Linked DNA regions of Homo sapiens: region 2 is linked to region 1. The links are chromatin contacts, found by Hi-C or POLR2A ChIA-PET in ENCODE. All regions are on one chromosome and are shown on one strand. Each heading gives the region's core, a stretch centred on a gene start or an enhancer-like site at or near the end of the contact. The rest is flanking DNA. Distances are from core to core; before and after follow the strand shown. Region 1 has its middle 4.4 kb from the start of TRG-GCC2-2. Region 2 overlaps GPD2 (glycerol-3-phosphate dehydrogenase 2).

Region 1 (4,821 bases), core at 1,103-3,602:
GGGACCTCAAGGCAACAGTGAGCCGTGATTGCACCACTATACTCTAGCCTGGGTGACAGAGCAAGACCCTGTCTCAAAAAAAAAAAAAAAAAAAAAAAAAAAATTACAGCATGGAGACAGCAGAGGATTAAATAAGTGCAAGGATTCACTAACATTTGGGAGCAAAAGAGTAATATAATAAATGCAATGATTAAGAAAAATAGACATTTTTGGAGAGTAATTTTGCAATATTTAAAATGTACTCACCCTTGGATTTAGCAATTTTTCTCCCAGGAATTTATCCTGCAGGTGTTCTCATACATGAACAAAATGGCATTCATTCAAGGCATTCACTGTAGCATTGTTCCTACTAGCAAAAGATTAGAAACAGTCTAAATGTCCTCTGCCAAAGAACTGGCTCAGGTAATTATGGTACCTCACTGTCTTCATGCATCTTACAATTACAGCTAGGTTCTTTATTTCCATGCTTTGATTCTAATCCTTAGGAAACTTGGCCTTGGGGTACTGCTTATTATTGTGAGATAGAAAAAATAATGTTTTAATTCCTAGTCCATAAAAGACAGTTTAAAAAATGAACATAGAGCCACTAAAAAGATAAAGTTAGCTCTATGTGTTCTAAGAAGGATAATTTTCCAAGATATATATTTCTGGGGGGAGAAAAGGATATGAGCATAACAGTATGTATAGTATGTACCATTTGTGCTTAAAAATAAATTGCATGTCTCTCAAAAAAGAGATTAAAAAAATTTTTTTAATAAAAGTTGCAATGTTTATATCCACATAGAAATATTTGTGAAGGGAAATACAGGACACTGATAACAATGGTTTCCTCTAGGAAAGGAAACCTGGGATCTGTTGCTGAGGCTGGAGTGCAGTGGTGCGATCTCAGCTCACTGCAACCTCCACCTCCTGGGTTCAAGAGATTCTCCTGCCTCAGCCTTCCGAGTAGCTGGGATTACAGGCATGAGCCACCATGCCTGGCTAATTTTTGTATTTTTTAGTAGAGACGGGGTTTCACCATGTTAGCAAGGCTGGTCTCAAACTCGTGACCTCAGGTGATCTGCCCGTCTTGGCCTCCCAAAGTGCTGGGATTACAGGCTGAGCCACTGTGCCAGGCTAGGCATACTTTTCAATGAATACTCTCTCATACCTTTTGAATTTTGCACCATACATGTGGGTTTCTTATGAAAAAAACATATATTTTAAAAGACCCAAATAACTTGGGAAGAAGAAGAAGAAAGAGCTTTAGGAAGGGAAGTGAAAGCTATTTCTGCCAAGCGGCACAGCTCTGAAGTAGTTGAATAAATGCTTCACCCAGAGATGAGAGTCAAGAGAAAGGTAAAGAATTCCCACTCACATTTCCTCCACCATGAGGACTCTGTATGGATTTAAAATTAATTCAATTTTGGAATAAAGAAATGACTGAATTTTCCAAAATTAAGGAAGGAAGAAAGAAAAGGAGGGAGAGAGAGAAGTAGGGGAGGGAAAGGAAAAAATGCAATTGGTAGCAGCATGCAGGATGGCAGAGGAAATCTGAGGTTTCCTGGGTAGCCCAGGGAGTGAGCTGATAATTGTCTGCACTGTGTAGGAGAGATTGGCATGAGGAGGGAGAATAAGAGTCAGTGCCATTTTAAAAGGAGAAATCAGGCTTGTTGACTAATTGGATATGCTTGAGAACTAGGAATGAGCATATCGTGAGCAGGATGATTTTGCAGTGACAGCTTTCCAGGAAAAATTGCTGCATTCTCAACATCTGCATGCATCTGAGAATTACACCTGGATTCTTCACTTCCATGCCTTGATTTTAATCCTTAGGAAAGTAGGCCTTAGGGTACTACTTGTGATTCTAAAATGGAATAAGTAATGATTTAATTCCCAGCCAGTAAAGGGCAATCCAAATGACTGGCTCCACCGTTTCCCTAGGGCTAGTTTGTAACCTGGGACAGAAATAAGCTGTGTGTATTAAATCAATACGATCACTCACAGGTGAAAAAAAAAAAAAAGGCATTGCTTTGGTGACTTTGTATTATATGAACTATTTCTGTTTCTGAACTGTTTACTTTCTTCAGATGATATAAGCCTGGCCACTTTTCTATGATGAGCTAACACCAGCTAGGAACTTGGTACCTTGAGCAAGTGCTCCAAGGTGCTATGATGCAACTTACAACCCCTGCCTGTCGCACTGGGTGTCACAATGGCCAGGCTTGCCTAAAAGAGAAGATTGTGTAACACTTCACAGTGCTCAAGTGCTTTCCTTCTCTCTACCAGCTTCAATGGGAGCTTCTTATCTGAGCATGGGAACAGAGCAGACCAGGGGAAGTGTTAGTGTGCACCACCCAGAAGGCACTGTTGGTCATCCTCTGATCTCTTCAAGCTTGATCACGTGGATAATGAAATCACTGCCTACTACAGCATTCCCGATGTGAAACAGGATTACTACACAGTATATCTATGAAACACTGTGACATATGTGTTTGTCATGTTTTATTATTCAGAATTAGCAAAAGAAGTGGGGCTCTGCCTGCCTCCACAGATGCCACTGTCCTGTTTCTCCAACTTTGGCTCCTCAATTCTTGTCATTCCCTAAGGCTGCGTCCTCAGCACTCTTTTCTCTGTGTGATATTCTCCATTTCCACATTTTTGCATTTCACCCATCAGGTGATTGACTTCCAAATCCACTTCTGTAGCCTTGATTTCTCCTGGGGTTGATCTAACCACCTAGCAGGCACCTCTTCCTACTTACTTCAAAGTCAGAATTTCCAAAAATGAGCGCTTTACACCACCCCTTTCCTTCCAGTATTTTCTCTTCCTTACTTTTCTACACTACACCCCAAGTCTATCAAGCACGTAAGGTAGATTCCTAGAGTAATTTTTCTTCCTCCTTCTGTCTTGCCATGCACCTCATGCTAGAGCTGTGGCCTTGGTTCAGGACCTCGTCACCTCTCTACTCCTATTCTAACTACCTCTTGAATGGATTTCTCTATTTTTAGTTTCTCCTCTTTCTACTTCTCTGTCACACTGTTGCCTGAATATTCCTTCAAATGCTCCGAACCTTCTTTGCAACAGAGTTTACCTTATTCCAACAAGCTGGGAATGTGTCCTAAAAATTTTCTCATGGTTTTTGTTGTCTCCTTGTAGTGTTATCATCATCGACGAATTTCTCTAAATGTAAATGTTTCTTTTTTTTTTTTTTGGAGACGGAGTCTCACTCTGTTCCCTAGGCTGGAGTGCAATGGCACAATCTTGGCTCATCGCAATCTCTGCCTCCTGGGTTCAAGGGATTCTCCTGCCTCAGCCTCCTGAATAGTGGGATTACAGCCGCACCACCATGCCCAGCTTTTTTTTTTTTTTTTTTTTTTTTGGTATTTTTAATAGAGACGGGGTTTCACACATTGGCCAGGCTGGTCTTGAACTTCTGACCCCAGGTGATCCACTCACCTCGGCCTCCCAAAGTGCTGGGATTATAGGGGTGAGGCACCACACTTGGCCTAAACTTTTCTTAAACTTTAATATTATTAGTCTATATCACATCCTGGGTAATGAGTTATCTAAGTTTACCATGTTTGGGGTAAAACTGTTTCTCAATTTGTGTTAAGATTCTAGCAAAATACTGCTCAAACTAAGTTTAAAGGCTAATTTTGTTGTTGTTGTATGTTTTTTAGAGACATGGTCTTGCTCTGTTGCAAAGGCTGGAGTGCAGTGGCACAGTATAGCTCACTGCAGCCAGCCTCAAACTCCCAGGCTCAAGCAACCCTCCAACCTTAGTCTCCCAAGTAGCTGGAACTACAGGTGTGTACCACCACACCTGGGTAATTTTTTTTTAATTTTTAATTTTTATTTTTTGTAGAGACAAGGTCTCACTATGTTGCCCAGGCTGGTGTCAAACTCCTGGCCTCAGTTGATCCTTCTGTCTCGGCCTCTCAAAGTGCTAGGATTACTGGTGTGAGTTACTACACTTAGCCCACCACTTATTGTTTAAGGGCAATTTACTGACTCATATAAACACAAAATCCAGAATTTTTTCTAGTCGGGCATGGCTGCTTCTAGTGGCTCAATATCATATTAGGAATATGTTTGTCTCTTTCTTCTGGACAACCCAAACTATACACTCAACCTGTTTGAACAACCCAGCAAAAAGACAGTTTTTACTTAAAACTTCTGCAAGAGAGTTTCGGCAAGGACTTTTCATTGTCCCAGATTTAGTCACATACCCATCTCTAAGAAAGTGCAGTGCCAAGGGAAAATATTTGACGAGACCTGTTTTACACACCTGCTATTGTGACAGAGAAATACAGAAAAAGAGGCAAGTTAACCTAACACAAATCTCAAAGTATTGATTATCTATAGAACAGAAGGTTTCTTGTACCAGAAGGAGTTGGGTGGACTGCTGGATGCACATGCATGCAGGCGCACACACACACACACACACACACACCCTTTGAATGCTTTTGGCTACATGTAACAAAATCCTCAACTCAAACGTACTTAAACAATAGAGTTCTTTAATTTACCTAACCAAAAGTCTGCATAAAAAATGTCAGGATGGTGTAGAGCCTTTTTCTATTTTCCTGCTGGATCACCCTCTGTCTTCCTTCAAGTCATAGGATGGTTGGGGCAGCTCCAAGCATTACACCCTCATACAAGGAGAAAGGGTAAGAGAGATCTTCCGTATCATCTTTCCCAGAAACTCCTAGCTGACTATTCTTGCCCTCATTGGCAGGGATTCAGTGAAAAGCACACCTCAGATCAATTTGGAACGAAAAATGAGATAATTGGCTTAGGGCACCACATTTGTTCCTTGGGCTAGGTAAACTAGAATGG
Region 2 (4,821 bases), core at 584-3,083, 130 kb before region 1:
TTTTGTTTTTCCTGTCTGCAACAAAAACCTGAGCAAGCCCTAACCCCTAATCTCAGTATCCTCATTCCTCGAGCCACAAGTGGAACTTGATCTCTCAGGGCCCTCCAATTTTATAAATTGCAATTTACAAAATTTCAAATAAGCCAACTGAAAACTCAAGAATCGAATTATACAACAAGTCAAAAGAAGCCCTTTGATATAACTAAACCATCTTTCATAATAGGACTGGGAAAAGCAAGTGAATCCTTTCACTTTCACAGAACCATTTTTTTCAGTCCTCTTTTCCTCATTTGTGTGTGAGCACATGCACACAACTTTTTACAAAATGCTGGAATGGCTCAACCTGCCCCAGGGGTGATTTCGAGTGTGAGCTACATAATAAACACATGGAACCATGTGCCAAGGACCAGCTGGGGAATTCTAACTGGAGGCAGCCTTTTGAGAGAGCCTTTATCTGTTTCATGGTAAGTCTTGTACCTTATCAGATTTCTCTCTTTAATCACAGGAAGATTCCACACCTTATCAAATTGTTATCAAATCAGTCTGACCTGAACCCAATGTCCTGATTGTCTGAAAGGAATGTGTACTAGGGCATTTACATGAAAAGCAGGCTAACTCTTGGCCCCCATCAGAGAGCACTGATGCTGGAGACTCCGAATGTGTGAGTTCAGGACCCAACCAGCCACTAACTCAGGTTCTGGGGACGTCCCTTTCCTCATCAGAGTCTGTTTCATCTATTAAGTAGGTCTAACAACAGCCTCTCTACCAATCCCCTAGAACCGCTGAAATAATCAGATTCCAGCATATGTGAAAGCATTTGTAAACTGCAAAGCATTATAAGAATGAAGCTAATATTGTTAACAGATTGCCTTCTACTACATTTACCTTCCTTCTCCTTTTGTTAAGATAACCTTTTATTTAATACCTCAATCATAAACATTCCTCAGTTATCAGAATAACATCTCTCAGCAACCCAGAATTAATGTTTATTTGGAAACTTTATATGGGGCTTGAGACTCTAAAAGATGAAATGAAAAAGTCAGAATTTAATTATCTTTTTAACTATAAAAGCAAAATATTCAGACTTACTTGACAAAGATATCTTTAACAGATATTGTTTTTTAAGCTATAGTTTAGACCATTTCATTGCTTCTGCTTGAACTCTATAGTTACTAGGCAAAATCCTGATCTTTTTTTTTTTTTTTTTTGAGATGCAGTCTTGCTCTGTTGCACAGGCTGCAGTGCAGTGGCGTGATCTCGGCTCACTGCAAGCTCCCCCTCCTGGATTCACACCATTCTCCTGCCTCAGCCTCCCGAGTAGCTGGGACTACAGGAGCCCGCCACCATGCCCAGCTAATTTTTTTGTATTTTTAGTAGAGACGGGGTTTCACCGTGTTAGCCAGGATGGTCTCAATCTCCTGACCTCGTGATCCACCCACCTTGGCCTCCCAAAGTGCTGGGATTACAGGCGTGAACCACCACACCCAGCCAATCCTGATCTTAATTTGGTTATTCAAATAGGTTTGCCCTACTGGATTTTTTTTTTTTTTTAACAGCAATCTGAGTCATCTGTTTTACATGAATGTTTCACTTCTCATAGGAATGAATAAATTAAGGGCAGGAACTTGGTTCTATCCCCCACCATCTTCTCCAAGAGTTTACCTCCTGCAAGGACAACAATGTATGGCATGTAGGAAGGTGTTAAACTATTTGTTGCCTAAAGTAATAAATTCATGATTCAATAGGCTGTGAGTTGGGCTAGTGCCAATCAATTTACCAGAGCCCGATCACCCTAAGCGAAATAATAAAACAGCTATTCTGAACCTTCACAGGCAAGGTCACATGCTGAGGCAGAAGACTGAGATGCAAATACTGTGAGAATCAACTTAATTTCACTACCTCCTAACAGCTAGTAGAATATCTGATGTCTCTCACATAAAAAGACATGAAAAGAAAGTTTATACACAATATAGTTATCAATAAAATAATGTCAAATTGCAACCACATACATCTAGCACTATGCTAGATGCTATTGCCATATTTTTTAAGCCAACAAATGTGTCAATATAAAACATGTAAACATTTAAAACAAAACTTCCCCTCGGGGGTTTGGGGGAACTACCTACAGATATAATCTCTGCCCTTTGTACTTGAAAAAGACTTTTCTAATATTCTAAACAGTTTGATTCTAATCTGTACTCAATAAATATGTGAGAGTTTCAAAATAAGATAATTCAATAAATAGGCTCTAATCTCATTTCTGATAAACTATTATAAAAATTAAATAGTACCGTAATACAGCTCTTTCACCAAAACAGTTTTAATGAATGTCAAAAATACTCCCTTTGTCTCTGAAATGCTGGACAATGGTGACATGTAGTAAGACTCAAATGTGAAAAATAAACAACAGAAGAAGCACACCCTCATACTTCTAATCATTTCCTATAATTTCAAAATAATAATAAATTTAGAAATTAGACAATGTCACACCAAATTGAAAACGTATGACTTAGTTTTACTTTCAACTATACAAGGCTGGGACATACCACGTCTATTACTAATGTTTTTCCTTCTGTTTTATAATGAATCAAATACCATGCTTTCAGTGAGTGGAGTTTCTTGCCCAGACTCCCAGCAATTTTCAAAGACTTCCTGGAAATGCTCGCCAGTGGTTATTGTCAAAGAAAGATTCTATTAGTTTCTGAGACAGTCAAGGTGCCCTTGCCCTGTTGTAATCACTGACAGCATTCAACCTGCAGGGTCAGCCCCACGCAGTCCCTGAGTCAATCCTAAGTCAATCCTGGCAGCCCCTGGCATTATACAGGGAGCCCCATCCCTCTGGAAACTGTTATCTGCCCATAAACTGTTATCTGTCTTTAAGGAACCCCTACACAAAGGAATCCCTGTGCTCACAGGTGTGCAGTCTCTCCCACTGTAGACGTCAAACAGAAGAGTTCCTGCCCCAATATCTGGTTCTCACTCTGTGCTCCTAGTTGAACTAGAACTCTGCTCATATCTGTTTGCTTAGCCAAAGCTCTGACATTCTGCTTAGCTCTTCCCTCAAGTAATGGTCTCTATCTCTCTTTTCAAGGGGATGACCTAGTGTCCTCCATAGACCCCCTCCTCTTCCCACAGAATCCTGAAGATACTGTCATGCATTTGACTCCATGGATCACTTCACTAAGAAAACTATTAATCTGCTTAGACCTGTGCTCAGATCCCACGTACTGATGAGGAGTGGGATGGCTATTAAGATTGCCTAGTCAGCAGAGACAGGTGGTTTGGACTGCTGCCACTCCTTGGTCTGGAAGCCTGATCAGACAGGCTAGATCTTGAGCCCTACTTGTTGCTGGTTTACTTCTCTGCCTCTACCTTAGGAGAAGCCCTGCCCTCAAATCTTGAAGAGTATCCACATTTTAAAGTCAAGAAACCTTTTAGCAGGCATAGTCAAGGTTAAGTGCTGTCACGTATAGCTGTAAATAGATTCTGTGAATTTCTTACTGCCTATAGAAAACAAGAATAAGAGTTACTCATCGATTTTCAATCAATATCGTAGCTGAGGATACAAATTCAAAGGCAATTTTACTTTTTGAGTTTTGAATTCATCTGGTCACAATTTACATGTCAACAATGTTGAATTCTAATTAAGAACCAAAGCCTAAGAATCAAAGACTCAGACTATAATAGTCTACTCACCTTAAGGAGAGGGCAAAATTATAATACATTACTCCACTAAAATACAACTTAAAATACAGCATATTAATCTTCAACTTAATACTCATCTCAAAACTTCTGAGGAGCACTACACAAAGATGCTTTTGTAAAACAACCTCGCAGCACTTTGACGTGACCGTATGTTCATTAAAAGGAAGTATTACTACTTACATACATAAGGTACATAATGAATTCAGTATGTGTCTAGAGTTGGCTAATGCCATTAAAGCACATGCCAGAAGCACAGACTATAAATCAAAATGCGATTTGTCAAAGAGCTTAATATGATACAGGTTAAAAATAAATAAATAAGCCACTAATATCCTGATAGGGGATTGGTGAGGAGAGCTAAGCCTAAACTGAGACCAGGTTGCAATTGACATGCCTTTGTTCTATCTATAGCTTTGGCTATTCCTCTCTCTCTTCCACCTGGATAAGTACAAAATTAGCATGCACCAGGCATTCTTCACTCCCCAGAGGGTTTATATCTCTAACACCGCTTTAAAGACTGATATTCTTTCCAAAATGCTGACATAAACCAGTTGGGCAATCACAGATTTTTTAAAGCCCACATTACCGAAGCTTTAAAAGATCTAGATTATTCTTAAAACAGAATTTGGGAACACTTGACATTCATTTATTAATTCACTTCCAAATCAAAGATGTAACAAAAGACAAGAAAGGGCGGCTACACAAATAAAGAGGTAAGCCACAAAGACAACTAACAAAACAAAACAAAAAAAAACAACAACAAGAAAATCTGGGTAGTAGATGCTGGAGTTGTCCAAGAAATTAAAGCAAGCAGATGGATAATGGCCCATGTAATATGCCTTCTCTTTCCCAGGTCTTTCTTTCTCTCTCTCTCTCTCTCTCTCTCCCCACCCCCCTCTCTTTCCTAGGTCTCTCTCTCTCCCCGCCCCCCCCCAGGTCTTTTTCTCTTTCTCGCTCTCTCTCTCTTTCTTTCTTTCTCTCTCTTCTCTCTCTCTCTCTTTCCCAGGTCTTTTTCTCTTTCTTTCTCTCTCTTTCTCTCTCTCTCTCTCACCTGGGATTCCTTCCCATCAGCATAAAATCTCATCTAATGCCCTCCTATTAATCATTCAGTTTTCT

Evidence for each region. A loop is a pair of places that touch in the nucleus more often than their neighbours do. ChIA-PET counts read pairs that join two places held with the same protein, here RNA polymerase II (POLR2A). Pooled maps may share reads with other maps.
Region 2: a map of chondrocyte shows a loop between it and region 1 (2.0-fold over the local background). The contact joins two enhancer-like sites. A Hi-C loop is called at or near these places in 1 of 168 maps with a recorded cell type or tissue (chondrocyte), 18 of 37 single-sample maps with no recorded cell type and 10 of 50 pooled maps. POLR2A ChIA-PET finds 5 or more read pairs at or near these places in 5 of 52 experiments (GM12878, HEK293, activated B cell and 2 more).

Annotation. Positions count from the first base shown.
Region 1 is chr2:156,403,227-156,408,047 of GRCh38, reverse strand. It overlaps a transcript of GPD2 not described here. Among named protein-coding and RNA genes, the nearest start is that of TRG-GCC2-2, 4.4 kb to the right of the region's middle. Within about 2 kb of position 2,352, at least 4 of the 41 ENCODE cell types and tissues checked have a DNase peak (open chromatin) inside an H3K27ac peak, as active enhancers do.
Region 2 is chr2:156,535,208-156,540,028 of GRCh38, reverse strand. The region is part of intron 6 of GPD2 (glycerol-3-phosphate dehydrogenase 2); the gene reads right to left. Among named protein-coding and RNA genes, the nearest start is that of GPD2, 100 kb to the right of the region's middle. RefSeq lists an enhancer at 1,319-1,378. Within about 2 kb of position 1,833, at least 2 of the 41 ENCODE cell types and tissues checked have a DNase peak (open chromatin) inside an H3K27ac peak, as active enhancers do.